7 separate regions of the Mus musculus genome follow, and regions 1, 2, 3, 4, 6 and 7 are each linked to region 5. A link is a loop called in an ENCODE intact Hi-C map of the cell type or tissue named here. Cell type or tissue: heart. All regions are shown on one strand.

What was found. Hi-C counts contacts between places; a loop is a spot of excess contacts. Peaks named below come from ENCODE experiments on the same cell type or tissue, not always from the same donor. Only the 100,000 strongest peaks of a DNase experiment are listed, where the experiment ranks them.
Region 1: a loop joins it to region 5, with 11 times the contacts of the local background. A loop is called at or near these places in 5 of 42 quality-filtered maps.
Region 2: it touches region 5 in a loop (4-fold over the local background); 9 of 42 quality-filtered maps call a loop at or near these places.
Region 3: it touches region 5 in a loop (5-fold over the local background); 9 of 42 quality-filtered maps call a loop at or near these places.
Region 4: a loop joins it to region 5, with 12 times the contacts of the local background. A loop is called at or near these places in 11 of 42 quality-filtered maps.
Region 6: it touches region 5 in a loop (3-fold over the local background); 3 of 42 quality-filtered maps call a loop at or near these places.
Region 7: it touches region 5 in a loop (3-fold over the local background); 9 of 42 quality-filtered maps call a loop at or near these places.

What each region holds. Positions count from the first base shown.
Region 1 is chr4:80,910,253-80,914,252 of GRCm38, forward strand. It overlaps Lurap1l (leucine rich adaptor protein 1-like), which reads left to right and starts at 434. Exons shown (of 2, transcript NM_026821.5): 1 at 434-1,393. The coding sequence starts at 1,103. In heart, a CTCF peak has its summit at 1,777 (motif pointing right); DNase peaks (open chromatin) are centred at 419 and 1,779; H3K4me3 peaks cover 2,189 bases; H3K27ac peaks cover 1,041 bases.
Region 2 is chr4:81,562,188-81,566,187 of GRCm38, forward strand. No RefSeq gene overlaps it. Among named protein-coding and RNA genes, the nearest start is that of Mpdz, 120 kb to the left of the region's middle. In heart, a CTCF peak has its summit at 2,352 (motif pointing right); no DNase peak of the experiment used is centred here; H3K4me3 peaks cover 293 bases; H3K27ac peaks cover 3,159 bases.
Region 3 is chr4:82,540,050-82,544,049 of GRCm38, forward strand. All of the region lies in intron 1 of Gm11266 (predicted gene 11266), which reads left to right. Among named protein-coding and RNA genes, the nearest start is that of Gm11266, 34 kb to the left of the region's middle. In heart, a CTCF peak has its summit at 2,280 (motif pointing left); a DNase peak (open chromatin) is centred at 2,252; H3K27ac peaks cover 1,190 bases.
Region 4 is chr4:82,612,398-82,616,397 of GRCm38, forward strand. No RefSeq gene overlaps it. Among named protein-coding and RNA genes, the nearest start is that of n-THgtg10, 5.3 kb to the right of the region's middle. In heart, a CTCF peak has its summit at 1,982 (motif pointing left); no DNase peak of the experiment used is centred here; H3K27ac peaks cover 1,084 bases.
Region 5 is chr4:81,176,555-81,180,554 of GRCm38, forward strand. No RefSeq gene overlaps it. Among named protein-coding and RNA genes, the nearest start is that of Gm25803, 160 kb to the right of the region's middle. In heart, CTCF peaks have their summits at 1,545 (motif pointing left) and 2,321 (motif pointing right); DNase peaks (open chromatin) are centred at 1,287 and 2,417.
Region 6 is chr4:81,440,442-81,444,441 of GRCm38, forward strand. Mpdz (multiple PDZ domain crumbs cell polarity complex component) reads right to left here and starts at 2,374. Exons shown (of 47, transcript NM_010820.3): 1 at 2,195-2,374. In heart, no CTCF peak of the experiment used is centred here; DNase peaks (open chromatin) are centred at 2,210 and 2,390; H3K4me3 peaks cover 1,655 bases; H3K27ac peaks cover 1,576 bases.
Region 7 is chr4:82,529,209-82,533,208 of GRCm38, forward strand. The region is part of intron 1 of Gm11266 (predicted gene 11266); the gene reads left to right. Among named protein-coding and RNA genes, the nearest start is that of Gm11266, 23 kb to the left of the region's middle. In heart, no CTCF peak of the experiment used is centred here; DNase peaks (open chromatin) are centred at 1,923, 3,383 and 3,763; H3K4me3 peaks cover 387 bases; H3K27ac peaks cover 2,759 bases.

The DNA.
Region 1 (4,000 bases), 270 kb before region 5:
AATATTTTGCGAATCAAATAGTACATAAAAATTTGTTCAACTTCACTGAACTATTTATCGATTGAATTTCTCCGTTCTTTGTGGAGTTATTGGGCAAGAATTCTAATGCTATGTGTAATTGGCTTTTAGGAAAGTTGGGGGGGGGGGTGGAAAACGACATAAAATTTAGCCATTCTTCTGCCTCTAATGTTAAAAATGTGTTCTACAGGTTGTAGCTGTCAGGGGACTTCAGCAGGGCAACTTTTAACTTAGTAACCTAATATGGGTATGCTCAGCTGAGGCAGGATTTGCATTTCAGTTTCTTAACATCAGGGTTGGGAAGATTTTGCTGCCCTTCTTGTCTGTGACATACGGTACAGGGGTTGGCTCTGCTTTGGTCCACCTGCCAGTCGAGTTTAAAGTTTCCGAGGCTCGGAGGAACACAATGACTTGGATGAGACCGACTAAAAGGAAAGGACACTGCTGCAGCAACCAGGAAGCCCTTGAACCCCAGCTAAGCTAACCGTGTCTTTTTCTTTTTTCTTTCTAAAATGCGCCTACACCGCCTACACACAGGACGAACCCACTTCTTTCATTGATCAGATTTTTTTTTTTTTTTCCTGACCGTCTAAGATAGTCTGATCCTTGGCGACATATGGCTGGAAAATGAAACGACCCGGGAGTGTGGCCACCTCGTTATTCTGTGTGGTGTAATACCAGATGGGCACCGTGAACCGCGCTGGGATGTGAATGGACAGTTTGAAATGGGAATTTCCCCGCATCGAGCAGGTTCCATTTCTCTCTTGGGTCTCTCGGTATAACGTACTAGCTTTTGCCCTTCTTCTCTGCAGTATCAATTAACTCAACTTGGCGGTGGAGTGGCCAGCTAGGAAAGGAATGAAGCGATCTGGCTAATCTTGCTGGCTGTGGAGCGGCAGAGCCTGAAACTGCAGCCGGGTGCAGATCTGCCGACTGCGCCCGGGGCATGGAGCGCACGGGCGACCGCGGGGACTCAGGCCCGGCCAGAGGAGCCCAGTACTGAGCTCCGGAGTCCGCCAGGCCGCCGCCGCCGCCTCCTCGCGCCCTCTGCCTTTACTGTCAGTGTCGCCCCTCGCAAAGAGTCATGGAAGACAGCCCGCTGCCAGACCTCAGAGACATCGAGCTGAAGCTGGGGCGCAAAGTGCCCGAGAGCCTAGCGCGCTCGCTGCGCGGGGAGGAGCTGGCGCCTCGGGAAGGGGCTGCGGACCCCAGCGGGGTTGGTGGGAGCTGCAGCAGCAGCAGTAGCTGCAGCAGCTTTGCGCCCTCCGTGTCCTCCTCGTCGTCATCCTCCCCTGCCTCTGGCTCTCCACGACGTAGCCACCCCAGCGCCCTGGAGAGGTTAGAGACCAAACTGCACATCCTCAGACAGGAGATGGTGAGTGTGATGCGTCAGAGGCGACTTGGGGACCCGGGGCCTGGGACCCGAGAGGGTGGCACAGGAGCGGGGGGGGGGGGGGGGGGAGAAGCTGGGAGGAGGTGTGCGGGAGCGCGCCTCTGGACTCGGCTACAGCTAAGCTTGAACCCTGAGGACTTTGCTCGGTCACGGGGTGCCCTGGCAGCTCATTCGGCTCTACTTTCTGATAGAGCTACTCCCTGCGCACCACTCTGCAGCTGCCAGCCGCGGATTCTCCCGCACTAGCCTGCTAAAGGCCGGCAGTTACTGCGCGGATCTGGGCCTGCTGTGAGCCGTTTATGTTTTGCCTTGGTTCAAAGGGTGGTTTAGTCCAATGCACTTAGCGCAGAAATGCCTCCCAGCTGGCCGGGAGGTGGCGCGGCGGGGTCCTTGCAGCCTGCTGTAGTTTGCTCTCCTCCACCCTCCCCTTGCAGCAGCTGCAGCTGTCCCAAGGCCACTGTTCAGTAGATTCGCCACAGCTGGTTCTGAAAACAATGGCTCCTCGCCCTTGATGTGCTTGTGAATGGCTTGTTTCACTGTTTTGATCCTGGAGAGCAGGTGACCCCAGCCCAGGGATTTGCTAATGACTGCCTCCTACCCTTTCCTCTAGTTCTCAATCAGCACTTGTTTTCTCTACCATTTCTGTGAACCTCGGATTAGGACAATGGGTCAAGTAGGTCTAAGACTCGTTATTCCGGATGTGTTTACACTAAAGCATTCATTCATTTGCCTTGAGCTCTTGGGCGAGTCTTGGCCTTTACAGATCTCAGTTTGTGATCTTTACAATGATGAGCTGATTGGAAGAAATTATCTCTTTCTAAGCCTTTTGAAGCAAATGGCCACAAACCAATTACATTTTCTACCAACTTAGAGAGGAGGAAAATTTCAACAGGGGGAGGGGGAGTGTTGAAGGGCTTCCTACAAAAGTAGCCTGCTGGGGGTTCACATCTAAGATTCCTTCCATTTTTATTTTCTGTGATAGGGAGACCTCAGAGATAAATTCCAAGCCAAATGACAGTCTTCAGAGATCATGACCTATTAAAAGACTATAGAATATCACTTTAAAGACCCTCGCTAGACCTCTAAACCTGGTCTACTTGAAGCCTTTATGTCTCCCGTAGTAGCTTACCACTTGAAAAGGTTCCACATATTGAAATATATGTATATTTCTACATGTAACTGAATATGTATATATGTATAATATACTTTGTGCATTGCAAATTATTTTTATTATTATTCATATTTCGCTGCCTAAATACATGTTAATCACTACAAATATTTATTACATAGTTACCATGTCTTAGTAAGTATTGAGGTCTGAAATATGCAATAAAAAAATAAAGGAGGTGAGATTTCTTAGACTCTGAGCATCTGAAACATCTACCAAGTTCAAAGTTACTACTGGTCTAGGAAGAGGTGGGTCCAGACCCCATCACATATCAGATAGATTGCATTGAAACAAAATTACAGTTATTAAATAGGAACGAAATAATTTTATAGTTTAGGATCACCACAACATGAGGTTGGACGCATCAGAAAGGTTGAGAACCGCGGGCCTCAGAGGATGTAAAGATGCTAACTCCTAAGTGGGATGACCTGAGTTTGATACCCAGGATTCATATGGAGAATCAGCTCGCACAAGTTGCTCTCTGACCTCCACACAAGCACCGTAGTGTCACGTGCACATGTGTGTATACCTCACAAACTAAATACAGGAATGTAAACAAACAAACAACAACCACAGCAACAACAAACCTTTTCAATCAATGAATGTGTCCATTAAGAGCTTTCAAATCTCTTATGCTTATTTGACTTTTATTTGTAGTATTGAATTCTATAGGATAAGGAAAATTGGTCATTTTCAAGTAAGACTGTCTGCCATACATCTATTTTTCCTAATGAAAATGTCCAAGTTGATAAAAAATTCTTTCAGATATATCTTGCTATTTATGATGATCATGATGTATCAGGGTTTTTTTTTTAATTATTTTTATTTTACATGTATGAATGGTTTCTCTGAGTGAATGTTTGTACCCTGCATTCACACCTGGTGTCCTCAAAGGCCAGAAAACAGTGCTGTGTGCACCAGAACTGGAATTATAGACAGTTGTGAGCTACCATACTGGTGCTGGAAGTGAACACAGGTCCTATGAAAGAGCGACAAGTGCTCATAGCTGCCTAGCCATCTCTCCAGCACTCTGGTATTAATTTCTAAAAGGACAAGTGGACAATCACAACAAACTAATGAATCTGTGTCGTCTCAATGTCTGTAGACTAAGAAAAATGCATGTCATGATCCATGCTTTGGGGTAAACTCTGTGTTCTAATAAAAGTCTCCATTGAGTAAATCTTTCCAACACTGGCTTCATTTAGGAGGCAGAGGAGGCATATTCATTTTAGCTATGCACATCTGCACGCACATGCGTGTAGGTTGACATCACGTGCCTTCCTCCATCCGTCTCCATCTTATGTATTGAGGCATCCGTCGTCCACTTGTCTAGTCTAGCTAGCCAGCTTGTTCACTGGATTTCAGGAATGCATTTGGTGTTTGTGAGAAGGCTAGGAACCCTAGCTCTGGTCCTCATGCTT
Region 2 (4,000 bases), 390 kb after region 5:
GGGCCTCTCTTTATGTGGAAGAACATGTAAAATGGGTATGGCCTGCTGAGCAACATCAGAGATGGTTTCCACAAGGAAGCGCTGCCTGAGAAAAGGCAAAATGAAGGGAGATGACCTTGAAGGCAAGACTGAAAGACAGGCTTCTAAGGGGTCTATCTGGCAGGAGAAAGCAGAGAGAGAGAGAGAGAGAGAGAGAGAGAGAGAGAGAGAGAGAGAGAGAGAGAGAGAGAGAGAGAGACAGAGAGAGAGACAGAGAGAGAGAGACAGAGAGAGACAGAGAGACAGAGAGAGAGAGACAGAGACAGAAAGACAGAGACAGAGACAGAGACAGAGAGACAGAGAGAGGGAGGGAGGGAGGGAGAGAGGGAGAAAGGGAAAGAGAAGCTCCTGCGGAAGGGGTTCATTCACCAAGACCTGTGGCCACATAGTCTTAACTTAGCAGTGTGAACTAGACAATGCCCTCCCTTTGTAGGGTAGCGCCACAAAGCTAAAAGAGTTTAACTGATTCAAAGCCATGAGCAGGCAGAGATGTCTCCCAGACAAGGCTAGAAGGAAATTTACCCACTTCTGAATCTGAGATTTGAGCTGCTGCCCTCCCTGCACATTTTGTCCAGAGGCAGTTGCCTTTAGAAACCCACGGAAGGACAGTGTCACGCCACACACAGGTTCAGTAGTACATTGGTTCATTCACCTGAGACGTTTTTCTTGTTCATTATGTATGCAGAAATAGTAAGGGTTGTTTCTTATGTACCAGACATCCTATTAGAGTATATTGTAAACTTTATCTCATGAGAATCTCAGTAAACCCCATAGATTAAGTAGAATGCTGTTACCATCCTCTTTCCATGAAAGAAGTAATCCGAGATTAACAAGTTTGAGTGTCCTACCTTAGGTCACACAGTTTAGAAACAGCAGAGAAGACCCTTGAATGGGGTGGGGGAAGAACCTGCCGTAGGAAAAAAGATTCTCTGAAGCTTTGACACAGTTAGGAATGCTTTAGGAAACCACTGTGGTTTCCTAAATTACAACAGAAAGTTTAATACGAAGGGTGGCGATTTAACAGAAATGTTTCTTTCTGGATGATAAAGGTAGCATCTCTCTCTCTCTCTCTCTCTCTCTCTCTCTCTCTCTCTCTCTCTCTCTCTCTGTCTGTGTGTGTATGTATGTATGTATGTATGTATGTATGTATGTATATGCACACACGTGTGCGCGTGCCAGAGTGAGAGAATACAGTTATAAAGGCGAGGAGTTGATGGGAGGAGGTGAGAGTTGAAGAACGCTTCTAATTTAGCAGCCTACAATTTACTAGAAATTTATGGCAACCCTCCCACCACAGACTGGTGGAGGTGAGGGAGGGTCGTCGGGGAAAGCCTGTGCAGTGGAGCCAGAGCATCCACGCAGCAAGCTCAGGCCACTCTGCTCCTTCCTCTGTCAGTAGGAAACGCTTGCTTTGCCTTCTGGTGCCTTCACACCAACATTCCTGACTCTCTCACACCCGCCTCTCGTGTAAAGCTTGTCAGGTCTCACTTGGTGAAGTGAGTGAGACTGGAGAACATCAGAATGTGCTGTTCAGGAGTTCTGCTTCAGAGCAGGGAGCCAGGCTGCATAAAAATGTGGCCAACGCTGCAGTGCGTGGGGGGATTTAAGGCAGCGGCAGCACTCACGGAGTGAGACCAATGAGATTCATTGCAGGTGTAGACCGTGGCAGTCTCCACGAAGTCTGGAGCAAGGGCTTTGGCAGGAACATATTTTTTATTTTATTTTTCAGTTCTTTGATTGCCTTAATTAAAATACCCATTGCAGCAAATGTTAGCACTTAGTAAAAGAACCCAGTGTATCTTTGCCTCAAAGTTGTGTGAGAATTAGAAATGATCTATGGTTCCTAAAAGAAATAACCATAAAGAAAGAGCTTGGATTTTTTTTTTTTTTTTTAACACAGCAAGAAGCATGGAAGTATAATGTAAGAATCTGAAACTTCCATTAAGACTTCTCAGTTTTCGGAATCCAAGTTTCATATTTGTGCCTGGTGGTAGTAAATGCGAATGTTAACCCAACCCTAATTGTTTTTTAGCTTTTGCCCTGACTGTAATAAAGGCTCCCAGGCTAGGAAATGGTTCACAATTTGTTAGTGGAACAGGAAATTTTTATTGGTAGTGGAGCATCCACATGACTGCTGATTTCTATTTATAAAATTCTTCGCATTTTTCCTTCAGGTTTACCAAGGGATTTGGTATTTTCTAAGACATTTAATTTGGTGTCTGGGTGCTTCGCTAAGTAAATAAACAGAAATTTTCTTTCTGTTGCTAGACAAAAAAAAAAAAAAAGTTTTCTTTTAGAAGTCAGTAGAGGGCGCTGTTGGCATTTGATTTGGCTTTCTAATACCGTAGATGTTCCCTTCTTAATTAATTCAATGTTTGAAATCAAACCTCCGTTTAAATGTAATGATATTAATATGTGAGAATAGATGTGTAAACGTGGAGATTTTCCATTCCCATTAAACCCACAGAACCAAAGGTCTCTAGTTCTCCTCTGAGCCCCTTTGAGAGTACTTATGTATAGAAATGTTGGCTGCTATACATTAAAGCTGCACACAGTTGAGTTCATGCATCCAGGCAATGATTCAACATTTTGGAGACTGATTGCAAGTCGGGGAAGAAGGCAGCTTCCTGTGGTTTTCAAGAAAAAGGGGGAGAAAAGAAGGCAAAAGAGACATTAGCCTTAGAGCCCTACTTTTTAAGTTTTTCAAAAGAAACATTCTATTTGCTAGGTTTAAGGTAAAATTTATTATAGTTAATCCAGGAGTAAATATGTTTTGCAGTTAAGATTCTAGGTACATTTGACACTATTTTTATCCTTAATTTTTAAAAAGTTATTCTATTCCTTCTATTCCAGTTTGAGTTCCTTGGCCACAGGCTATAAAGATTACCACAGTCCCAGTATTTGAAGGATATTTCTACTTTTGGTTCATAGACTTTCATTAAAATAGACTACAAAATAACAATCTCTAAGAACCCCACTCAAGTTTTGTATTTATTTGGCTGATACCTCTATGATGTGTGTGCACTAGCTGTAAGTAGGAAACCGTGGATCTGTGGGGAACCAATGAAGAGAGGATGGAGACTTTATTTTCAAAGGGCCTCCAAGAATAAATACACAGCCAAGCAGCCCAGGTGAGCAAAATGAATGCTGGCTTCTGATCCATCTAGAGTTTTCTCTGTAAAGTGAAGATGAACGTAAAGTGCGCAGCGTTTAAATCAGTGACATTAAAGACTTACCACTTTACCAATCCTAAAATAGAAAATGACTCTCGGGGACAGTGAAGGAGGCAGCCTTCTGTTTGTGGTATTGTAGCAACGGCTTCTGAGGCACCCCTCACACACATACCGCTGTTGCCCAGGGTGGAAGGCTCCTTCCCTGGGTTGCACAAAACAGGGCATGCAGTTGATCGTGTTTCTGAGTATACAAAGAAGTGCTACTTTCTGGGGACAGTAAAACACATTGCATTTTGCAAACAAAACATCAAGCCAAAGGCATGTCACTGTTCACAAAACACATGGAACTTGTTGGAAGGCAAAGGGAAAGAGATCGTTGGCGTTTTAGTGGAAAGGTAGAAAAGAACTATGATATCATCAGGCAGCATCGGGTTCTCTCCGATCGTTTACACTCTTTAGTGTGTCAGGGTTGGTCTGTGCTTGTGTTGATTTCCGGCCTTCCAATCGAGATTAGTTTTACTTTTCATTCTCATAGGAAAAGCGTGACTCTGTCGTTCAGGTAGAATCGAAAAACAAATAGAAATGCTTTGTGGTTCTTAAATGATCTAGATAGCTGGGCAAAAAGGCCCAGTACTATTGCAAGTATAATTTTAGGTGAAAATTTTGTTCCATGTGAAGCATTAATTTTAATAGAGACTTATATATAAATGCTCATTTGAATAATAATGTAAAATTAAATTTAAATTGTAAATACCGTCCAGTACTAGCTGTTTTCTGGCTCGAATTCT
Region 3 (4,000 bases), 1.4 Mb after region 5:
AGCTGTCACTTTTCCCTGGATGACCCAACCTTCAGTTATGCCCCTTCTGTTCCACTGAGGGCATTCTTCATCTCTGGAGATGGTTTGTGTGGATAGCTGCACCCATGAAACATCCGAAGGCCTTTCCCACCTCCCCTCAAAGATGATGACTTGTTTAAGGTCCAAGGCTCAGAAGTCATCAGCTCCCTAACATTCTGTACTTGTCCTGGAGACTGCTCCTTTGTCTCTGATTGGCCCCTCTCGGCACAGCCTGCAGGGCAGTTTCTCCTAGGAAGCATTCTATCTGCTAAGCCCAAGCTTGAGAGGCAATCCTCCTGCAAAGTGTGGCTAAATTGTAGACAGCATCTCAGGAAATTTTGGGTGAGGAACAGATCATCTTGGCTTCCGCACAGTTTTCTAAACCCAACTCTGTATTGTCATTTTGAAGAAACTGAGGCACGGGGGGGGGTGGGGGTGGGGGGGAGGGGTAGGGGGCAGATTTGACCCAAGGATGTGGGAGGAGCTGAGAGCAGGGCCTGGAGCAGCCTCAGAACATCTTGAGTTTGGAGTTCATTTGCTCAATTTGAAGGAGGTACAGAAGCTGACAATGAGCTACTGTTTAGTGGGTATCAACTGTGTGCCAGAGCACGTGCCATCTAGACATGTTACATAAGTCATCTTCCTAGCAGCTCTGACGAGTCTCATTAGCCCCAGCAAAATGTAAAAGATATAATAGGAAGACAGGCATAAATCAAATTTCTTCAAGTAATATAAAAACATAAACTGAAAGTGAAAGCCTTCAGCTTCACTCTTCCTCCCAAAATACCACCTATAGTTTTCATCTCAGTGGCCGAGTATATACCTGACAAATGCTATCATCTTTCTATGAGTCGAAGAGAAATGCTCTCAAGTAAACACAACATGGCTGCCTGTCTCCAGGCTCAGCCCTTCCCATTGCTCTCTGTGAACTAATAAGATGTATGTGAAATTTGTGAGTGAAACATTGTGATCAAAAAAGTTACAAGACGAGAGTTGATAGCAGCTTTTTGTTTTCTTTCTTTCTTTTTTTCTTTCTGTCCTGTTCAGGAGCCAAAATTGCTACATGTTTTCAGACACTGAGACCATATTAATTATCTGTAATAATTGTATACGTCCTAGGCCTTGTAATTGTATAAACTGTTCCTCTCCAAGCTTCATGACCAAGACCCTAAGGCTGCCTCCATCCTGTGGTAGCCAGGGCTGGGGAATGCCCATTAAGCTATGGCTTTCCTTGACTATCTCTTAGAGTTGTTGGGAGACTTCAATGAGAGATAAGAAAAGGGGCTGTGCAAATTTAAATCCTCTTTCTATAAATGTAATTGCTTTTTTTCTAAGATGTCTTTAGGATCCTCTATGCAGATGGAACAATGGAAAATTGTGTTTTTGTTTTTGTTTTAGGGGGAGCTGTCTCTCTCTTAGAACTGGCTATTCAGACCAGACTGGGCTCAGACTCACAGAGATCTGCTTGTCTCTGCCTCCTGAGTGCTGAGGTTAAAGGTTGAGCTGCCACATACAGCAAATTTGGGGACTTTGCAGAAGGCTGTGCTTTTGGTGGTTGGTGGTTACAGGAGATGCTCATTTATCTGTGGGAACAGGAGTGCAGGGTATCTCATATGGGAAGACGTTAGCATGTGTGGAGTAGATTTCTTCCTGCTGAAGTTGGTTAGGGCACAGAGAGATATAGGTACACTGTATTGAGTGGGTGACCGAGAGTAGCAGAGGTGTGTCCCCCACCCCCCAGATGCTTAGGCCTGTCCCTTTGGTAAGTATTTACTACCAAAAGCTAGTCACAGACTGTTGGGGACACATGCCTGTAAGAGGGTAACAGTTTCCCAGGAACAATTCTTTCATTTATTACGTTTCTTTTGTGAGTAGAAAGAATGAATATGTGCCTTTTCTCACGTGATGCTCATTTTGTCCTGATTTAAAAATTTTTTTTGCTTTGCATCTTTCTTTTGGATCATGATGAGAAGTGACAATAGGCCACTGGTAGGGTCTCCTAGGCTTAGCAGAGACACAGCCATGGGAAGGCCGCTAGTCCTTCCTGCTAAAGCCTGCAGCATGCACACAAGACTGTTTGGAGAATCTGGTGGCCTCTAGGAAGGAAGGAGATGAGATGAAGAAGCCTGGGGATTCAGCTGGTTCCAAGAAATGTGTAAGTAGAGGAAAATCGAGTTTCTTAAGACCAGCAAGGCTTCAGAGCCTGTCTCAAGGCTCTGAAGGACACCAGGACAAAGGATACTGCGCCCTCTGGTGTTAGATTCATATCGGATTCCAGAGAGCTGTGTGGAGACCAGCAGCCAGGAGCTTCCTAAACCAACCACAGAAAAGTTTCTTTTGTTTGCTAAGCACCTTGGAGTGGAATTTGACCTTCCTTTCTCAATTCTGCAGTCCAAGTAGAGACTGCTCTAGAGAGAGCTGTGTGCTGCATGCGGGCTACTGTATTTTATTTGGTTTTCTTTGCATAAAATTTAGGCTAGCAGGACAAAGCTTGTTTAAAAGCAAACCCTTTTGGTTGGTCTGCAAACAATAATTCTGCCTTGTGGGTGATGATCTGGTTTGAGGGGAACCATTTAAAATTTCAGAACCCCTTATTCCTTCTCTTAAAAGTAAAGAGTTTTGAATAAGATGTTCAAGGGCTCCCTTAAGCTCCAGGGTTGAATAACTGGTACACTGAGCCATCTTTTCTCGGAGCCCTGCAAATGGAATTTGTTAATTTCTTTGCAGGTGCAGGCACATTTTAGCATCCAAAGTTTCCTGATTCTGAGCAAAGATTTTCTAAAAGCGCAAAAAATATATCTCTTTTCAGCTCAGAAGCCCCTCACCCTCCAGTCTCAAGTGAAAACCCAGCTAGGAAGCTGGAGAGTGAGCGAGCACCACTCAGTCTCTGCTATTTCTTTTAAAAATAAAGTACTAAGTGTTGTGCTGGAAATTCTGCTCAGTGTCGCATGTGGTAGGTGTGAATACATGCTTTAATTGTTCTAGGCACTAGACCAAAAACTTCTCCAGAATTAGCAGGGTTTTCAGCTATAATCTGGCTAACATTTTTCTGCAAATAGGTATGAAGACCAGACTGAGTTGCCATCAACAATTACAGCTATTCCTCATCTAGTCAGGTGATCAGCCCCGGGGAAGAATTATGGCGCCACTGAGAGTTTTCCACTCCTCAAACCTGTATGTCTTGTCTCTGACGTGAGCAGTCGGTTATGCCTCCAGGCGGCCCCTTCCTTCTGCACTGCCTTTCAACTGTTATCTCTGTGCAATGGGCACAGTTTATTATTATTATCATCACTACTAGGGATCTCATGATTGCCCCGTAAAGAATACTTGAGCAGCAGCCTTAGTTCTGTAGCTATGAAGAGAAAGGGTGCAGTTGTTGTCCCGTATGAGATGGGGTCTGGAGGAGCCGGTCTCCCTCTGAGAGAGGTAAGCCAGGAAAAAGAATGTTACACAAAGCATGCAGATGAGATGCTTTGTGTAACTGACTCCTGCCTCACAAAGGGAAGACTCTGGGTGAGAAGGCTTTACCAGGTGGCTAATGGCAGTGACTTGGAGTACTGTGTCCCCCATTAAAGGAAACAACTGTGTTATGGGCTAAAATGCGTGCTTCCAAAATTCACCTTACCGTTCTAATCCCTTGTACCTCAGAGTGTGGTTGTATTTGGAGATAGGTTCATTTTTTTAAAAACTCCGTTCATTGATTACTTGTTTATTTGTTGTGTGTATGCACTTATGGAGGCCAGAGGACAACTTGTAGGAGTTGGCCTTCCACTTTTTGGGTTCCAGGGATCAAATTTAGACGATGATCAGTTTTGATGATCAGTTTTGGCAACAAGCACCTGCTGAGCCATGTCATCAGGCCCACGTGACAGGTTCTTTAGAGACATAATTGTGTCTCAGTGAGGTAAGCCTTAATCTAGGGTAACTGGCCTGGAACAGATGAAAGGTTGACAGAAATGTGTATAGAGCGAGACCATATAAA
Region 4 (4,000 bases), 1.4 Mb after region 5:
GTTGCTATTCGGTATGTGCCTCTGCCATTTCACAGGCACTCAAAGGCACCCGCAGACATGAAGATGCTCCTGAAGATGCAAGTTCCCCACGCTGCACACGGATGCCGAGATTCCTTCAGGTCGCCCCGCATCAGAGCCAAGCTGAGACTGCAAGAGGGGACCAAGTCTCTTTCCTTTTTGCCTTTCACACAAGAGCCAGAGCATGTGGTATGCAGCAGTTATCTCTGTGAAGACTACTTTTCAGTCTTTTGGGCTCTTGGTCATAAAAGGAAGATTGCTCTAGGTTTCCAAATGGGGTTAAATGGTTGTTCATATGTTTATCATTTTTGTGACTTGCTTGTTTTTTTTTTATACTCTTTTACTGAATTTGTCAGATGAATTTTGTCTCTTCCGTTAAGGCAAAGATATTACCCATTTTGTTTAGTCTTCTAGCCTCTTGAGCTGCCATTGTGCCTAGCATATTGTAATGGTGATAATTATAATAATTATAAGCCATTGAGAAGGCCAACAACTATAGGTACTTGCTGAGCAAGCCTAACAATGTGGTTTGACCTCCGGAACCCACATAAAGGTGGAAAGAGAGGACTGACTCCACAAAGTGCTCTGACTTCCATAGCCACACCACGGTGCAAGTACCCAGGCAGACACACCAGTGACACACACAAGAATTTAAAAACTTAAAAACCAAGTTGTAGTACCGAGGATCGTAGTGAGCATAGTGAGTGTTTGCATTCACTCTGCCCTCTGTACGGTTGCTTTACTTGCTCAGGTTGTCTACACATCCCTTCCGTAGGGTATATTTGCCAGTCATATCATGTATGTAGACAAAGAGAGGTGAGACGAGACCAAGGTATTTGTCTATGATGGGCACCCATCAAGTAACTTGTTGTTTAAATAGAGCATCTGCCCTAGGGCTCGAATGTTTGACAACTAGACTGACCATGGCCCTTACTCTAGATAGCATGGTAACCTTCTGTCACGGTCACTCTGGGAACTGGATTCATTCTTGGAAGCAGATGCCAAAGACTAGAGGAGACTATGACTCTAGTGCACTGAGGGGACTCTAAGTACAGCAAGTAAGGCAGAAATGTGTGAACTATGTGTGTGTGTGTGTGTGTGTGTGTGTGTGTGTGAGAGAGAGAGAGAGAGAGAGAGAGAGAGAGAGAGAGAAGGCTGTGTACCTGGATGGAAAAATCTGAGAGAGCATGGGCCACAGGTAGCAGCTATAAAAGCACAGGATTCTGAAGAGGCAGAAACATCATTGTCTCAAGGAAATTTGGGGGTAAAGTTCCTAGTGAGGTACACTAAAATACCCCAAGACCTCATCTAAAACCCTTCTAGTATAGAGCTACAGTATCCTTCAGTTCAGTCTTGTCTCTGTGTAAGAGTGGGCTATGTAAAGATCCAGACTTGCCTCAGGTTTGGCAGGCAGTTAGTGAGGCTGTGGTTGTTACTGCCTCTGTCGGCCTTTGGAATTCTTGGGAAAAGCAGAAAGCACAAATGACCAGGCCCCAGCTTGAAGGCAGCTGCAGCCATGAGTTCCGGTCAAAATCCCTCCTGTTTTGGATTTGGTGATCCGTGTGTTCACAAAATGACAAAGAAGAAAAGAGGAAGCAAGGGATGCAGTGACGACGTAGAAATGGGAACAGGAGAAAGTGAGAGAGGCTCCCAGCTGTCTGATTTGTGTGGTGTGATCCCTGCCATGGCTCCGGCTCGGCAGGATTTATGTGGCTTCATTAATCACACTTTCTTTTGAAATGGAATTTTCTGCCTTGGAGCCTTTGAACATTGACATCCAAACACAATATATTCCTTTAAAATCACCTCTGGATAAAGACAACCTGTGGAGGTAATTTCCCCAGCTCCTAGGTGGGGTCTGTTTGATTCTCAGATCTTGATGTAATGTGTGAAATTGGCCCCTCCCTGCCCAGAACAGAAAGGAGTTCCTTGTCTCTGACCAACAACAAGCAGTGCCATCTAGTGGCAATTTGTTTTTATTTTGGTTAATAAGAAAGGGGCCTCCCAGGCCAGCTAGTGTTCTCAGAATTTGGGGAAAAAAACAAAACAAACAAACAGACAAACAAAAAAACCGCTCTTGTCATGCAGTTAAATGACAGAGACAAGAGTGTCGTAGAACTGCCGCCAATCAAAGTGGCCGAGTCCAGGGTAGGCCTTTTGTTGAGGGGTTGTCAGCTTTTGAGGTCTGGGAAGTCGACACAAACCACACAGAACAAAGAGTTCCCTGGGAGGGGGAGGAAGGCAAGAGAGAACACCCTTGCCAACTACACAGCACCATGTCTAACTCTAAAACTGTCCCCAGTTTGCTGATGAGCAAAACCAGAAAGAGGTCACGCTGGAAGCCAAGCCGTGGAAGTGACAGAGGTGGGGCTAACCCCAGGTCTCTTTACAGTTTCTTTCAGAGTCTGCTTTTGTTAGAATTTCCCTTCCTGAAGACCAACCTGCCCAAGTCTCCCACTGACTGTCAGCCACTGAGTTACCAGTACCAGTTAGCAGAGGTAGGGTAGGGGTTCTGTTAGGATTTTTTAGACTGTGGTTCTTGTGGCTGAGGTGCTAAGGGAGAAATGGCCCACGCTTTATGTCTCCCTGCCCTTATCCTTGAGACTGAAGCCCAACAGTTGGGTATTTGCTAGCTCTTTGCAAAGCCAACTGCCTCTCTTGCTGCAGCTCAGCACCGGGCCTCAGGGCATCCTCAGGGCACCTGTGCAACAAGCTTTTTGCCTCAGCACTGCTTCTTAAAAGTGAGCTCTAGCTTGTCAGATCCTGTTTTAGCAAATCATTTCCTATGAATTGGTGAGCTTTAATCGTGGAAAAATAAGTTTAAAATATAGTCTTCATAACTGGAGAATGATTGTAAAACAAGAATATATATATATATATATATATATATATATATATAGTTTACTTGGGGTTGTTCAATGTGTGACTTGGTTAGAAAAGTAAATGTAGATTTTTGTTTCTGAAAACTGACTGAAAAAGAAACAAAAATTGTCTATGACTATAAAGTCTCTTCAATAAGACACGTTGACCATGGGACCCAATGGGCTAGCTCTGCTCCGTTGTACTGCAGAAAGCGAGAGAGAAAGAACATTTGGTTACAGCTGGTAGTAATGAAGTGTGTGTAGCTCTGGATCTTTAATCAGTCACTCAACTACAGTTATGTAGGTAGCTGTATTATGTTGTTTGAACAACCTCTAATAGACCACACAGGCAGACCAAATATGAGGGACATGACGTTTTAGGTTACAGAGCAGATTAATATATATTTGGCCACAACTACTGGCCAAAGGCACAGAAAATAAGACACTGCAGAATATTCAGCCCTCAAGTTAATATATATACCATAGTCCCCTTTCCTAAGGCTCAGGGGTCATTGAGGAAGAGAGGCCGGAAAGAGTGTAAGAGCCAGAGGCACGGACGCTACAGGGAAACATTGGGGCAGCTGCACATTGGACTCACCAAGGTTGTGACGTCACACACAAGACCTCTGCCAGTCCACGTGGGCCTGAAATCCCACCCCTAGCCAAGAAGCTATTGGCACTCAGGTTTCTCCAAGAATATAACCCCTGGTAAGACAACCACACTGCTCCAGCAGAAGATCACACATCCAAGAATAACTTGATGTTAAAAAAATAAAAGCCAAAAGGCACATAGTTGGGTGAATGGAGAAACAGGGCAGATCTCAGAAGAATTGAGGGTAGTAAAGTATGATTGAAGAACTAATAAAACATTTTTTTTAAGTCAGATTCACTGAAATCAAACAAAATAATCTCTTGCCACTGTAGTTGAGCCTCTTGAATATAGTAAAGAATACCATTCATTCATTAATTAAAACTACAGTAAAAGAATGTGATTAATTAATTAAAACTATAGCCTTCGATGCTGCTGTTGCATGGTCCTGGATTCAAGTCTCAAGCATTTCATCAATGTTAAAAATTCATTTTCCCTGAAATGACCTGTAGGTGACCTTTTAGAGAGGTGA
Region 5 (4,000 bases):
CCACAATGTGACACAAGCTGGATGGAAAATATATGCTCAAGTGACTTCTCTTATCTCTATGGACATAAGCCTGATGGCACAACTTAAGGGTGGGATGGCAGTTCAGCTTACAGTTTCAAGGAAACTAATAGGAACTTTTACAAGGGTTTCAGTAAATAACAGACAGGACAGGAGGGGACGGGAGGAGGGGAGAGTGTCAGGGCAGAGAAACACCCAGCTCAGCAGGCAAAACAGTTGAAAAACAATGCTGCTACAAACTTTCTCCTTTCTTCATTTCTATTCTGTTTGGGGTCCCAGGCAATGGAATGGGTGCTGCTGCCCATGTCCAGGGTGGCTTCTGGCCACTTCCAAGGTGGGTTTTTACCCTCAGTGAGTCCTCTCAGGGCAACACTCTCACAGACAATTCCAATCTTCTAGTGGATTTTTGAAGGGACTCAAGTATGTGAGCATGGCTCTGGCAGGTCTTGCTCTTTTCTCCCATCCCACTTGCCTTGTTAAAAGCAGATTATATTCCTAAAGCTAACCACCAAGGTCTATTGCTATTTGACCACTTCTTCCTCCTGAGGCTGATTGCCAAGGTCCAGCTATCAAAGGACTGAAACCCAGCAATCAAAAGTCGTCCCCCCCCCAGCTTCCTTAATTAACTTATCCAATTAAAATTCAACACCTCATCCAAACACAGGGTTTCCCTCTTTACCTCTATAAACTGCCATTTTCCTGTGGACCACATCTGTCTCCTCTCTATCCAGAGGCAGTCCTTTGCCCCATACCTAGGCAGATATCCCTGCCCCCTCTGCCTTGTTCCTCTGCCTTTCTCTCTGTCCTCTATCTCCTGTCTTTGTTTTTTATTTCCTGACCTTTGTCCCTTTGAGCTGAGAACTTGGTCTTCGGGGTCCAAATGATACCTTTTTTTTTTCTCTTTAAATCCAGTCACGTTTAATGAATCCTGATGACCAGAGATTAGATTCTCAATAGACTTGGCAGAGAGGGATGACCTCAGCCAAGGCATCAACCTTTAGGCTGAGCACACATGTAAACAAGAAGGGAATACACTAACAGGATGAGGCATAAGTGATTAGTGAAGACTCTCAGCTCCTTAAGGGCGTAACCATAAATTATGCCCGACAGTTCGGTTTCCGGTAATTGTTAACAAATCTGCTGTGTTCATTAAGATCACGTCTTCCAGCTTGTTACATGGCTCATCTAATTACCTGCCTTATCCTTGTTTGGGGTTGTTAGAGCAGTTGTCTCCCACTTCAGCGGGAACCTGCTGGGTACAGGCACAGAGAGTGACTTCCTGTGTGCATTTGGGAGCTGTGGTCTGTTCACTCCCAGAGGTCGTTGCTACCGGGTCTGGAAGCTGGGTGTGAGCAGGTATCTTTTCAGCATCCTATTGTCTGCTATTTTGAATCTAAACTTCTGGGTGACTGTCATTATTATGGCCATGACCCCACAGTGGCAGAGACATTGATCGAGAAGAGTTAACCTCACAAATGAAACAATGGTCGAACCCCACTAGGTTCTCCACAAGGATGACCCCTTGTGGCTTACGGGAACACAAGTGGACCTGTGCACAACCGGGCATCATGCACATTCCCTAAGCCCTTGAAGAAGCCTTGTTTATTTAACTTTTCAAACTAACTTGAAGCACTTTTAGAACAGTTGTTTACACTGTGTTAACTGGAGAATACACAAGCACTGTGGATACAGGAAATGGAAGCAAGGAAAACGGGCAAGGTGCAGGAACTCAGCTATGAGTAACAGTGGATTGTAACACTGTTTTTTCCTTGACGGTTCTCTTCCTGCACACAGAAGGCACACTTAACAACAGGAAGGTTGGTGAAACCCAGCAGCAGTAGCAGACAGAGAACAGACTCTGGGGCCGCCGTTACTAGGGTATCAATTCCTGTGCTCATCGTGGGTGGGAGGAAAGCGTACGTACATCTATGTAAACACTGAATGCTCCCCAACAGGCTCAGATGTGCCTTTCCTTGCCACACTGAAGTTCTTGTCTTATACTGATCATCTCACAGTTAATATGTCCCACTGGTCCTCCATGTGTGCGGACTACCTGCTCCGTTTTGTGTGTGGCACATAACGTTGAGCATTATTTGATAAGTGCAGAAACAAATACCAAGTGCCTAGACAGCGAACATTCCAGATGGGTTACTAATTGAGCTGTTGGGAAATCTCTGACACTCTTAGATGGGAAAGAGCTGGAGGATGCTCTTGCTCAAGGATTTCCCAGGCCTTTGAACAAGTTCTGTGCTCTGCAAATGTGTTGAGATTCGGTTTCTCCCGCTGATGCGCCACAGATGGCCACATGGTGGCGCTGGCGCTGCGCCGTAGAAACGGAGCTCAGGCTGCAGCTGAGGCTCCAGCCTCCCTCGCTGTTCTTCCGGCCCCCGCCCTGCGCTTCCCCTCAGGACTTCCTTCCCATCCAGTCAAGCTTGATGCCATGGCTCTTGCCAAGAAGCTGTCAAGCCAGAAATGGGAGCTGGGGTACTGCCCACCTGAAGCTGGAATTTCCTTTGTTCTTCAGCAGACTCAATTCACTGTATTGCTCCTAGTTAAAAAGAAAAAAGAAAAAAAAAATCTCCACCACACTTTTAATGCTTTTTTAAAAAAAGCATGGTTTCCTAGTTTGAGATGCAAGTATTTTTACTCTGCACTTGATTGGCTCCTGCAAGTGACCCAGTGCTGCCTAAATAAAATCACCTACAAAGCAAATATCCTGATATGTTCTTACGATGTTCACAGCTAGAATGTGCAAGGGCCTGTTCCCTAGTAAAAGGGACTGTTTACTAGCCCAACCTAGCATAAGGCACCTGGACATGTACATTCACAGGCGACTGGAGAACAAGAAAGCAGAAATAAATTACTTGAAAATCACCTACTCGCTATGAATGACAGCTAAGCTCAGAAACTAACAGTCCCTTTGCAGAAGCAAAAATACTTTCAATAAATTAAAGCTGCTATTCTTTTCTCTACACATGTTTGGTATATACATCTGGGTGTGTGTGTGTGTGTGTGTGTGTGTGTGTGTGTGTGTGTGTGTGTGTGTGTCTGTGTATGCGTGCGTGTGCAGGGTGTGTTTGTGCATAAGGATTACCCTGTCATCTTCACTGGGCACCTTAATGTTTGAAACATGGTCTTTCAGTTAACCTAGAGCTCACTGATTGGCCAGACACACTGGTCCCTGATCTCTCAGAGACATATCTTCTGGGATGGTACCTCCATCATACCCAGCATATCTGTAGGAACATAAGCTCAGCCCCTCGAAAGCTCTTTATCCACCAGGCCATCTTCTTATCTCCCCCTTTCCTTGTATTCAGCTAAGTCTTGTGCTACTTAAGGTGAAATAATCCGAAGTCATACTTATATATGGCAATGCTTTTAGTAATTGATATCTAATAAATAAAATGGATGTTTGTAAGGAAGCAGTCCATTGAATCACAACAAGTGTACATTCATTAGTGCAAGCTCTATCACAATTAAGACATGCAAGTAGAGAAATCCTAGTCCAAAACGTCTGGGAGCAGAAATAGTCTAGATTTCTGGTGTCTTCACAGCTTGTAATATTTTCATGTATGAAATGAGGTAGCTCAGAGATGAAACCCATGTTTAGACACAGGATTTTGCAACCTCAGCCAGTATGTATGATACTGGGGAATGATGTTGGCCACTATTTGTCCATTCTAATTTAGCCACTATATAGTATATATGTGAACTGTTAACATGTTTGGATTTTAACTTTCAGCTCTCTGCTGTTGACTGCCGTTGAGCATTCTTTCATATGCTCGCAAGGAGTTGTGGGTCTTCCTCTGTGACATGTCCATTTAGAAACTGAGCTTTCCAAAAACCCACATATAGTAAGCTGTTCCTGTAATGTGGGTGTGAGTTTTCTGTTATTACTGTGGGTTGGAGAACTATCTTCTTCAGCCTGTGGCTTCTTCACTTGGTGTTCCCCCACGGTGTCTCTTGATAAGCAGAAATTAAA
Region 6 (4,000 bases), 260 kb after region 5:
TGGCTGCTTTCTTTCTTTCTTTTTTTTTTTTAATGAATCTCAAGACCACATACAAGACCTTTCTATTCTCCCCTCCCCTGTGATCAGTGAAGACATCAAGCTTCCAGAAAACTATTTTGTATTTATTTTGTATGCCTACTTCTGACCCATCCCCAGACCTTCCAGTGCCTAATCTAATGCAACAAGTCTCCAAAGCTCCCATTTACCACCTACTATCTACCTTAGATATTGAAGGCACCTGGTTAATTAGCAGTGATTTCTCCTCCCCACTTTTTCTCCCAGGGAGCCCCCCTTAAAATTATATAACTAATTACAATATAACAATTTTGCCATACTAGTTTCTCAAATTTGTGTAAATACTGCTTAGTAAGCAAAGCTTAAACTTAAAAGAGAAAAATACCTTTCTTATCAGCAAACTGATGCTTGAAACAATGCAACTATACCCAAGGATAGTTACAACCTAGTTATACCTAAGGCCAAATGTCTATTTTTACAAACCCACTGAAGCCACAAACATCCCTTGGACAATCTAGGAATCTTGGATTAACTAAGAACTCATCTGTTTCTTCATTCTTTAGTGTAGAACTTTCTCTGGGAGATGGGGCATTTACAGTACTTGGAGTCATATCCAGTCCAGTATGTTAACTCTGCCTTAAAGTATCTGATGAAATTCAGAGGATGTTAGCCATATTATAAATGTAAAAAGTGGAGCCAACCTGCAACTCAACTCAGTCAAATCTATGAGGATAGACTTAGGATGTAATCTGCAGAATGGTCTTTCTCTAACTCAGGTCAGTTACCTTTGCAGCAACTCACTGTTGCTCAGAAGGTTCTAGACCACCCCCCCCTCAGTCTTACCTCCAGAACACATATCCAGGATTTCATTTGTAAACCATTTTGCGTACTTTAGTTAAATGTTGAAAGTGCTAACCAGCACTGAATCAATGCAAATTTGCATTTCTGAAATTATCTCTCTAGTACCTTCCAACCTGCAGCAAAGTATGTTGTATAGATAGCCTTTACTCCCTCAAGGTGTTCCCTATTTAAAAAGCATCTGAAATGCAAAGACGCCCGTAGGAATTCAGTAGATCATTTTCTGGGTGACAGAATTTGGAGCACCCTAAAAACAAACTTAACTCCCTCACCAAACCACCATCAGGGTTCTGTGGTAAAATTAGAACGTGGTAAAGGAAGAAAGAAAACCAGAAGAAACTAGAAGAATCCAAGGAAGAAAGGAATGCATGAAAGACACAGCACACATATGCACTATTATCAATATGCTGAAAAAAAGTCCCATCAATTTTTGCTTATTTTTTTTAAATGGGGTGAGGAAGATAAGACAAATTACAGAGCCTTCCTCTATCCATAATAGCCCAGGTGCACTTTTCCAAAACTTTATATTAGAACTTGAAATTAAAAGCGTTCAAAGTTTAGTTTTATTAAAGTTTTAAATGTAATTGCTATTCTGGATTCTATCAGCCTCTAAATCCGTAATAAACTACATTGGATAATTTGATCGTTGTAAAATCTTCATCATCTCTTAACAAGTTCTACATGCAAAAACCTCCCAAACCCCTAGGACCAATCCCCCCCACACACCCTGTTCCCAGATCATTAATTTATGAAGGGCATCCTAAACGAGGGTCTATGGACACACAAAGGTGATGTCAACTGCACAGCTGTCCTACAGCACAGGATGAGGTGGCCTGGGCTCAGTTCTCAGATTCATCCCCTCAGGACACTAAAACAATACTGAGAGGAGTTTTCCCTCTGGCTGGTGAAGTCGCGGTCCTCTTATCTGATGCTAGAAGGAAACCCCAACCTTCGCCCGCAGGCCTGCGTATCCTCGGCGTCCTCCCCCCGCAGAGCAGCCCCCTCGCGCCCGCCCCGGCTGCCACCGCCCCCTCCTCCTCCTCCTCCCCGCCGCCAATGACCCGGGAAGGAACTGCCCAGTCCCCGAGTCCCTGGAGAATAAATAGCAGCCCAGAGAGCACCATCGCGCCCCACGAAGCAGGGCTCAGACACAAAGCGCCTCCCGCACGCTCCCCCACCCCCACCAGGCCCGGGCCCTCCCGCACTCCCCGGGCCCGCGCACAGCAACAGGCGCGCAGGCCGCGCGGAGAGCACGGCGGGGAGCGCGCAGCCCGGGAAACTTCCAGAGTCCCGGGGGCAGGGCTCGGGCGGGGCCGCTTACCGGGCTCGGCGGCCTGGCGGGGATTCCCGGGGTGGGCAAAGCGCTCGGCTCCTCTCCGCTGTAGTCGCGGCCCTCGGAGCGCCGTGTGGCGCGAACGCTCACGCGTGGCCGGAGAACCGGAGCCCGCGGCCGGCCAGCCTTGCTGCGCGCGGACCAGCCTCCCGGAGGCCGCGGGGCTGCGGGAAGCCGTGACGCCGGCGGGGCGCGCTGGCCAATCAGGGGCGCGGCCCAGCCGCCGCCGAGATGGAACGACCGGCGCACGGGCCCGGGCCCGCGTGGGTGACGGACAAGCGCGAAGGCGGCGGGGCGTGGGGCAGGCTCCTAAATGTGACTTCCAAAGGAAGTGCCCTTTTTTTAAGTATAGCGTTTCACACATATTGACGCGAGAAATACTTGCACTCCAGTGTTGCTGATATTTTATCAAAAACTTGAATTGGGCTAGGAATGTAGTTTTTGTGTTTTATGCTCCCGGCCCCTGCATTGGTAGTCTCTAGTTGCAGTTCTCCTAGTTCTTGGTGAGGACTGCCCTCTGCATTCGTGGCCTCTTGAGAAACGAGGTGGTCAAGGGAAGTCCTTTTTTGAGAAGTTACTTAGCACATCAAGATGCGTTCTTAGCCTGGTGAGACAATAAAAAGAAAAAAAGCAGCAAACTCCTCCGGGAAAGTGCTCAGAGTTGTCTGCTACTGGGAATTGGGGTGGGAGGGAATGCCCCTTTTCTGTTTTGTGACTTTTACAATTGTCTTTCTGTTGACCTCAGCTCTGGAGTCCCACAGTCTATCCCCAACCCCACACCCATTAAAGAAAATACAGCTCGCTCGCTCTTTTTTCTAAGTCTAATATTAGAGTGAACAATTTAAAACTCTCAGACTTTAAAATACAAGAATTGCGTTGTAATTTTATTTTGTCTAATAAAAAGCGATTTGCGTTTCTCTAACATTTACTAAATATTAAAGGAGGAAGCACGTGAAATGCACAAGAATGAAAGTGTTACCGTTCAATGAAAATTTTTGCTTGCTAATGTGAGTTGATTAAAGTGGATTCAGTGTCTTGGGTGGAGACAACACAGGGCCCAAACCTTCAATTCCCTTGGTTCCGCAAATATGAATCAGCATAGATTTGACATGCAGGAAAATGTGAACTCTGACTGGATGTCTTCAGAATGTGTGGATATGAGTCAGTTCTAGGATTTTTGAAAATGAAGATGTAGTTCGTCTGAGGGACATTTCATCCCATCTTCTCTTCCTCCCACAGTGCATTTGTGGGAATCTGTTCTATCAGGCGTCCCATCTTAAAACCAAACACAAAGGTAAAGAGAAGGGGCTAGGGTTAGGGGTAGGGATGGAGAGGATCTATCCACAGTTCTGTCTCTACCCAGTGTGTTCTTGATCACAGCTGCGCAAGAGACCCTTACTTCTGGGCCTGTCACTGCTCTGACAGTTGTCTTGGTAAGGGCCTTCTACTGCCTAAACTCATGGGGTGTATTTCTCATCTCATAGTTTGTACTGGCTGGTTTTGTGTGTCAACTTGACACAAGCTGAAGTTATCACAGTGAAAGGAGCCTCCCTTGAGGAAATGACTCCATGAGATCCAGCTGTAAGGCATTTATTTTCTCAATTAGTAATCAAGTGGGGAGGACCCATTGTGGGTGGTGTCATCCCTGGGCTGGTAATCCTGGGTTCTATACGAAAGCAAGCTGAGCAATCCAGGGGAAGCAAGCCAGTAAGTATCATGCCTCCATGCCCTCTGCATCAGCTCCTGCTTCCTGACCTGCTTGAGTTCCAGTCCTGACTTCCTTTGGTCATGAAC
Region 7 (4,000 bases), 1.4 Mb after region 5:
CACTATTAATGAAGATGTTAATTAAGACCAGAACGAACACTGACCCCAGCAGCAATCCACTAGACACTTATCCAACTGGATAAACTTCTGTTAGTCATTACCCACTGCTCATAGACATTACCACCCCTCCATTCTCTTCATCTGCTCATTTGCAAGGGACTGGGAAAGAGAATTAAGGGAGCCCAGAATTATTTAAAAATCATCACTCTGATACTTAGGGTCTGGGAAAGGGATTCAGTAGAGCAGCCGAAGAGTAGATGTCAGTACCGTGCATGAAGAAGTGAGCCAGCCTCCAAAAATATTTGGTAATTGCCTAGCTAAGCGTCTGGGTTTCCAAGAATTTAGCAAATTGAGCTAAGGCTGGAGCACAGCAGGACAGATTACAGAGTCCTCACAGCAGATATTTCTTTTTACACTGGAAAAAAAAATCTGAGACCCAAAATGTCAAGTGATTTGTCCAAGGTCACAACTCAAGTTAGGTATGGCACCTGAATTGGAACTCTAGGTTCAGTTTACAGACCCATACCCAACATACTTCACAGAGGTTGTGTTCTTACATTTGCAGGTTAGCATTCGCTTCTAAAGTCTCACACGTGAACAGTGCAGAATCTATCAGCTGAATTTTTCTGTCTCCAGAGAACCATGTCCTGTGGTAGGAATGAACTCATCACGTACTTCATAAAGGAGAAAGCATTGTGAACTCTAATATACTTGTTTCCCGGCCTATAAATCAGTACATCTAACCAACCCTCAAAAAGTTTAGAGGAATATATATACATATATATACATATATATATATGTATATATATATACATATATATATATATATACATACATATCCACATTCCTAGAAATTCTGATTTAATTACATTGAAGGGAAGCCCAGACAGTGCTTTTATTTTGTTTGTAAGATTTATTTATTACTTTTATATGTATTAGTATTTTGCCCGCATGTATGTATGTGTGCTGTGTGTGAGCAGTGTTCTTGGAGACCAGAAGAGGGTGTCATATTCCCTGGGACCAGAGTTACAGATAGTGGCAAGCTTACTGATTGCCTGGGGAGGGTCTTAACCCACTGAACTCATTGAATTAACAAATGCCTTTCTGCCACCGTACAGCATGAAACCATGTAGTAGATAAAGAACATAAGTCAACAAGAAAATAAGAAAACAGAATCTCAGATTTCTTCTTAAATAGGAGCCCAAAAGAATACAATGGCGGGTTTGGGGGGACTTCAGAGGCTCTTAGCACCCAATGTCACACTCTATGGTCTTTCCCATCTCAGGCAAAGAGCTCTAAAGGACTAAGTGACTACCAGCACTCCCATCTGTCAGAACTGGGGAACTAAAAAGCCTATGCTTGATTGATTGCACAGGTTTTTGACACCTCGGGGATGCTTGGTGCATGGCAGCTGAAGTCTGCATGTGGAAGTCTTTCCAGGAAGAATAGACAAGTGTACTTGTAGTTTACAGAAAGGTGGTACACGCATGTCAGAATGCCCAAATGGGGAAAAACACAAGCAAGTTCTCCCAGCTACACCCTAAGTCTTTGAGAATCTGAGGACAGAGAAGCAAGAGCATGCGGTTGAGAGCTTTGGGAAAGGAGCTGAGGGATCCTCCACTCTGCCGGCATCTCTGTCATCCTCTCCCTCTCCATGGCTGCTGAGGTTGTGATCAGACAGGAAACCCACACAGGAAGCCAGGAAGTGTGGACATGGAGGGTCAGCAGAGCACACAATAAGACCATGGAGAAAGGAAGTTGGAGGTGGGGAGGTTTTCAGTGTGATTCTTCCTCCAGCCTGGAAGTCAGAGGCTCCCCTGGAGCTCCCAGGCCTAAGGAGGACTCCCTGCCTCAGTCAGCCAGAAGGCCTCTGCCCGTGAGTGCTTCCAGATGCACTGATGTGTGGAGCCCAGAACAGCTCCAGAGTCATTGCTGGCTAGGAAGTGACTTCCCGGGAGGGGGAGGAATCAGTCATTTTGACACAAGGTCAAAATACCAAGAAAACAGTATTCCCAATTGGGACTGTTCTGGGCCCAGCGCAAGAGTTCATTAGAACATACTATCCTCTCTCTCTCTCTCTCTCTCCTCTCCTTAGGCTTTCTGGCCAAAGGACTCTGTTGAGCATGCTTCCAAGAGCAGATCTCTGGAGATGGTGGAAGCATGCGCAGAGGGCTGGATAAGGATCTCCCTCTTAACTTTAGAAAGGAAAGACCCCGGAGAGGAGAGAATCCAGTCTAATGATTCTAGGGAAGAACACATGACCTCAAGATGGCACTTGGGCACAGACAGAGTAGACTGCTGGATGGCCCACAGGGTTCAGTCACTGAGTCAGACGGCAGTGAGGTTTCCCTTAGGACATGAAAATCAGACTTGCTCATGAGGCCTAAGCATATGCCAGGCTTGTGTGTGGTGTATTCATGTATGAAAAAACTCTCGTCTTTATAAAATCAACATGGGGGAGGCACATCAGCCTTCCTACACTTGCCTGATCAAGAAGCTGCCAGTCACACCCCTCCCTTCTCTTCTGACTCCCCCCCCCAAAAAAAAAAACCCCGCCACCAAATAAATACACATACATTTACATAAGTATATCTGTACACAGGTGTATATGTTTCTAAACAATCGTTTCAGTGCCTGGGTTTTGTGCAGGCTCTGTCAGAGCGCTGTTACTGAGCTTAGGCTAATCCAGCCCTACTTTCTGATACCATCAGCATTTCTTCATACTGCCCCCATCGCCAAGCAACCAAACAGCAAGAATATGTTTTGCTGCTTCTGGTTTTAACACTCAGCGATTTCTCCCCCTTTAGGAGGGTCCCATCTATGTCCTTGTCTGTCTGTTACTAAAATTAAGAGAAGAAAAGGAGTGGCTGGGGCCAGGGGAAACAAGTTTCCCTGGTTCTGTGCCCTGACCTCACAGTGCACGTGTGGTATGGGGTAGAGCGAGCACTTTCCTGGCCATGTTCTTCCTGACTGTGCAAGCCCTGCCTTACACATCTTCCAACAGTCAAGTGCCCCACCCCCCACGCCCCACACATCTATACTCTCTCTGCTTAAGACCACATCTTCATTCTCTAGACGATTATGTTCCTTCTCTAGTCCTTGGGAAAGCATTCTTTTTACAGTCTCTGTTCTAAACAACTCTCAAGAAGGAACTGAAGCCTAAGCTGCCATTGCCGGGGTACCCCTTACCTCCCATGCCCATGAGGGGTTGAGGGTGGCAGGCCTGTGACTAAATCAATAGCAACCCTTCCTGTGGGTGTGGGTGCCTGGTCTCACCCCTACTGCCGTTTGAAGAAGGGATGCAGGCCTGGGCCAGGCCTTCCTGAGCAGACACAGATGCCTCAGGAGGCATTCTGGCACAAAAGGGGTTATTTGAAAGAAAGCCTGAAAGGGGCCGAGGCTGTTGGCTGGGAGCTGGTTCCACGACACGGCCTCTGCTGCCGACTGTACTTGCCTCTGTCCGCTCTTTCCTTTTTCCATGTCTCCCTCTCCAAAGCTTTCTATTCACCCTACAAAGAAAAGCAATCCCCAGGCAAAGTTGTTTACAGTATTTTATGAAAGTTTGAAGGGGAGGGGGGAAGAAAAAGAAAAGGACTGGATTTGGGGGCAAAGGGGAGGGGGCCTGCTGCAGAGGAGAAGGGGGGGGGGGGTGAGAGAAAGAGAAGGCAGGCATGCATGAGAGTCCCAAGCGGTGCCAAGCTCCGAAGAAAGGGCTGCTGGGGCGGGGAGGGAGCATGCCAGAGCCTTACAGAAAAGGAGCAAAGAGCCGAACAGGAGGGGAAGGCTGAAATTGAAGTGCAAATGGACCTTGGTCCTCCTGGCAGAGACTGCTGCAAAGACAACACAAAAGGGATGCCTGGGCAAGGCACGGGGTCTGGGGAGTGAGGGGGACACTTAAGACAGAGCTGCTGAGATGGTCTAGGAAACAGACAGATAAATACATGCCAGAGGTGTTAGTGTGTGTGTGTGTGTGTGTGTGTGTGTGTGTGTGTGTGTGTGT